Regions from separate parts of the Homo sapiens genome. Here region 2 is linked to region 1. The links are chromatin loops, found by intact Hi-C in ENCODE. Cell type or tissue: GM12878. All regions are shown on one strand.

Region 1 (2,500 bases):
CCGCAGGATGGGGTTTGTTAAAGTTGTGCAGGATAAGGCCGACTTTAAGAGATACCAAGTGAAATTTAGAAGATGATGAGAGGGTAAAACTGATTGCTATGCTCGGAAACGCTTGGCGATTCAGTATAAAAACAAATACAACACACCCAAATACAGGATGATAGTTGGTGTAACAAACAGAGATATCATTTGTCAGATCGCTTATGCCCAGATAGAGGGGGTATGATAGTCTGCACAGCGTATGCACATGACCTGCCAAAATACAGTGTGAAGGTCGGCCTGATAAATTATGCCACAGCGTATTGTCCTGGCTGCTGCTGGCCTGCAGGTTTCTCAATAGGTCTGGCCTGGACAAGATCTAAGAAGGCGAAGTGGAGGTGACTGGTGATGAATAGAATGTGGAAAGCATTGCTGGTCGGCCAGGTGCCTTCACCTGCTATATGGATGCAGGCCTTGCCAGAACTACCACTGGCAATAAAGCTTTTGGCGCCCTGAATGGAGCTGTGGATGGAGGCTGGTCTATCCCTCACAGTACCAAACAATTTCCTGGTTATGATTCTGAAAACAAGGAATTTAATGCAGAAGTACACGGAAGGGCATCATGGGCCAGAATGTTGCAGATTACATGTGCTACTTAATGCAAGAAGATGAAGATGCTTACAAGAAACAGTTCTCTCAATACATAAAGAACAGCGTAACTCCAGACATGGTGGGGTGTAGGGACCAGCCCCACAGGGTCGGTGGGTTTTTCTCCCCGTGTGCGGAGACGAGAGATTGTAGAAATAAAGACACGAGACAAAGAGATAAAAGAAAAGACAGCGGGCCCGGGGGACCACTACCACCAAGACGCAGAGACCGGTAGTGGCCCCAAATGCCTGGCTGCGCTGTTATTTATTGGATACAAAGCAAAAGGGGCAGGGTAAAGAGTGTGAGTCATCTCCAGTGATTGATAAGGTCATGTGAGTCACGTGTCCACCAGACATGGGGCCCTTCCCTGTTAGGTAGCCGAGGCGGGGAGTGAGAGGACAGCTTATGTCATTATTTCTTCTATGTTCTTTTCAGAAAGATCAAAGACTTTAATACTTTCACTAATTTTGCTACTGCTATCTAGAGGGCGGAGCCAGGTGTACGGGATGGAACATGAGAGCGGACCAGGAGCGTGACCGCTGCACTGACGCTTCCGCTAGACCACAGTCTGCTCGGCGACGGGTGTCTTCCCAGATGCTGGCATCACCGCTAGACCAAGGAGCCCTCTGGTGGCCCTGTCCGGGCATGACAGAAGGCTCACGCACTTGCCTTGTAGTCACTTGTCACTCACCATGTCCCTTCAGCTCCTATCTCTGTATGGCCTGGTTTTTCCTACGTTATGATTGTAGAGCGAGGATTATTATAATATTGGAATAAAGAGTAATTGCTACAAACTGATGATGAATGATATTCATATATAATCATATCTATGATCTAGATCTAGCATAACTCTTGTTGTTTTATATATTTTGTTACACTGGATCAGCTCGTGCCCTCCGTCTCTTGCCTCGGCACCTGGCTGGCTTGCCGCCCACAGTGGGGGAGAGAGATAAGAAAGCTCATGCTGCTCTACAAGAGAATCCAGGCTATGAGAAGAAGCCCAAGAAAGAAGTTCGAAAGAAGAGGCAAAACCGTCCCAAAATGGCCTTTGCTCAGAAGAAAGTTCGGGTAGCTCAAAGAAGGCAAGCTTCCTTGGAGCTCAGGAGCTGCTGAGAGCTCAACCGAACAATTACCTATGAGGATTTTTCAGATCAAGACAATAAACCTACAGACAGAAAAAAAAAAAAAAGACGAGGTGTGACCCACACCAGCTGTTTGTCAGGAGTCCCCACTGTCTACAGGGCGGCCGTTGACTGGTGATTAGCTCAGCTGTTTGTCAGGAGTCCCCTCTGTCTACAGGGTGGCTGTTGACTGGTGATTAGCTCAGCTGTTTGTCAGGAGTCTCCTCTGTCTACAGGGCCGCCATTGACTCACCAGTCAACGGCTGTTGAACTCTGGGGTCTGAGTGACGGCCTGGCGTGGGGCATGTCAGGCTCATTTATTGCTACTTGGTGTCGGTCGGTCTCTAAGGCAGGGAGGGCGGCCGCTCTTATTCCAGGGCCTCTCTGGGCTGATAACTTAAAGGGACCCACATTCCTCAGATAAAAGCTGCTTTCTCATCTGCATCTTTTATAATATCCTTTAGAATAAACGGGTAAATGTACATAAGCACTTCCCTGAGTTCTGCGAGCCGTCCTGGCAAATTAATCGAACCCAAGGAGGGGATCATGGGAACCCCACTTTGCAGCCAGTCAGAAAGGAGCATCCGGGTGGGCCAGACCTGTGATCGGGACCTGCAGTGCGGGTGGCTTGTGGGACAGCTTCCCCTCGTGGGGCCGGACACCATCGCCGGGTAGATGGTGTAGAGGCTGAACGGAATTATAGGACACTCAGCTGGTGTCCCTGGAGACACACATGTCCGGCCACAGAAGTG
Region 2 (2,500 bases), 160 kb before region 1:
TTGTAAACCTAACCATTTCCCAGATAACAGAGTTAACACCTCCAGGGAGCAATGGTGCCGCATGTTTGTTTCTGCTTTCCTGGTAACAACAGTGTAAGAACTTACCACGTATGGGCCCTTCTGTGCTTTCTCAGGGTGATTTCACTTCTCTCTACCACAGCTCTACGCAGGACCTAGGGCTTCCCCTTTTCAGAAGAAGCTTGGAGAGGACGTGTCCTTGTTCAGGGTCCCACAGCCTAGAAGTAGCCACGTCAGTGTCCAGACTGCATGGGGCTCCATGGCGCGTGCCCTGCTGGCCTTGTGCTTGAACTGTAGTTACCGTGAGCACCTCCTGGGTCAAAAGCATGTGTGTGAGCAACTCAGCACCATGCCTTCTTATCGCTCTCCTTCCATTTTCGGAGATACCCTGCCTGTGACCAGTATTTGATGTTCATCTACAGATAAACTGTCTTCCATCACACAGGATTAGAATCTCGGTGTCGAGTCCCGTGCTAATAATCGTTAGTGAATTAGCATATTGTGGGAGTATGTGCTGAGTCTTCTGTACTCTATTGTAGGGACCAGCCCCACAGGGTCGGTGGGTTTTTCTCCTCGTGTGCGGAGATGAGAGATTGTAAAAATAAAGACGCAAGACAAAGAGATAAAAGAAAAGACAGCGGGCCCGGGGAACCACTACCACCAAGACGCAGAGACCGGTAGTGGCCCCGAATGCCTGGCTGCGCTGTTATTTATTGGATACAAAGCAAAAGGGGCAGGGTAAAGAGTGTGAGTCATCTCCAATGATTGATAAGGTCATGTGTGTCATGTGTCCACCAGACATGGGGCCCTTCCCTGTTACGTAGCCGAGGCGGAGAGAGAGAGGACAGCTTATGTCATTATTTCTTCTATGTTCTTTTCAGAAAGATCAAAGACTTTAATACTTTCACTAATTTTGCTACTGCTATCTAGAGGGCGGAGCCAGGTGTACGGGATGGAACATGAGAGCAGACCAGGAGTGTGACCGCTGAAGCACAGCATCACAGGGAGACAGTCAGGCCTCCGGATAACTGCGGGCGGGCCTGACTGATGTCAGGCCCTCCACAAGAGTTGGAGGCGTAGAGTCTTCTCTAAACTCTCCGGGGAAAGGGAGACTCCCTTTCCCGGTCTGCTAAGTAGCGGGTGTTTTTCCTTGACACTGACACTACCGCTAGACCAAGGTCCGCTTGGCAAGGGGCATCTTCCCAGACGCTGGCATCACCGCTAGACCAAGGAGCCCTCTGGTGGCCCTGTCCGGGCATGACAGAAGGCTCACATTCTTGTCTTCTGGTCACTTCTCACTATGTCCCCTCAGCTCCTATCTCTGTATGGCCTGGTTTTTCCTAGGTTATGATTGTAGAGCAAGGATTATTATAATATTGGAATAAAGAGTAATTGCTACAAACTGATGATTAATGATATTCATATATAATCATATCTATGATCTAGATCTAGCATAACTCTTGTTGTTTTATATATTTTGTTACACTGGAACAGCTCGTGCCCTCGGTCTCTTGCCTCGGCACCTGGGTGGCTTGCCGCCCACACTCGATGTTTTGTTGAGCTCATCCTTGTCTCCCTGAAGCTGTCAGCAGAGTGGTTGTTTACCTTTTTTGGGTCATAGAGCCTTTGAGAATTTGTTGAAGGGTCATCTCCTCAGAAAATAAAAAGTTATTTTGCCCATAACTTTCAAGGGCTCATCTGTTACTGATTACTCATGGATACCGGCTTAAGAACCCTTGTGTAGATGAAATGTTTGTGAAGCATGTAAAGTTTGCTTATATTTGTTTTGTAATCTATAGCCAGTTGCCTTGCCTGTGTTTTTTGTTTTGTTTTGTTTTTTGTTGAGACAGGGTCTCCCTCTGTCGCCCAGGCTGGAGTGGCTCAAGCGATCCTCCCACCTCAGCCTCCCGAGTAGCTAAGACTACAGGCATATGCTACCATGCCCAGTTAATTTTTGTATTTTTTGTAGAGACAGAGTCTCACTGTGTTGCCCAGGCTGTCTTGACTCCTGGCCTCGAGTGACTCACCTGACTCAGCCTCCCAAAATGCTGGGATTCCAGGCGAGAGCCACTGCACACAGCCATGTGTTTGTCTTAATGGCCTTGTATCGGAACTCTTGGTGACAGAGGCTAATGAGCAGCCACTGGTGGGAGAGTAGGGGCGGCGCTCACCCTGCCCCCTGACCCAGGGGTGGGCTCACCCTACACCCTGACCCCACGCAGTGTTCTGCTGCCCACTTGGGTGTCTGTGACGCCTTCGATCTCATATGTGTTATATGTCTCCTGGTGAGCCCCTGGGGCAGCTGGAGCTGCAGTGGAACTTCACCTAGCTCAAACGTGTAGGGAACGTGTAGAAGTCCTACCAGAAGCGTCTCTGTCGGTAGCCACGCTTGGGCAAGAAAAGGAGATGTCACGGGTACCAGAGTGAAAAAGTAACGCAGAGCCGGCCAAGTGAATGGAGCTGCGGCTGAGCACCGCGGGCT

What was found. Hi-C counts contacts between places; a loop is a spot of excess contacts. Peaks named below come from ENCODE experiments on the same cell type or tissue, not always from the same donor. Only the 100,000 strongest peaks of a DNase experiment are listed, where the experiment ranks them.
Region 2: a loop joins it to region 1, with 18 times the contacts of the local background. A loop is called at or near these places in 20 of 110 quality-filtered maps.

The regions. Positions count from the first base shown.
Region 1 is chr10:133,142,812-133,145,311 of GRCh38, reverse strand. It overlaps the pseudogene RPL5P28. Among named protein-coding and RNA genes, the nearest start is that of KNDC1, 16 kb to the left of the region's middle. In GM12878, a CTCF peak has its summit at 1,261 (motif pointing left); no DNase peak of the experiment used is centred here.
Region 2 is chr10:133,303,651-133,306,150 of GRCh38, reverse strand. The region is part of intron 1 of TUBGCP2 (tubulin gamma complex component 2); the gene reads left to right. Among named protein-coding and RNA genes, the nearest start is that of TUBGCP2, 4.0 kb to the left of the region's middle. In GM12878, a CTCF peak has its summit at 1,254 (motif pointing left); a DNase peak (open chromatin) is centred at 147; H3K27ac peaks cover 486 bases.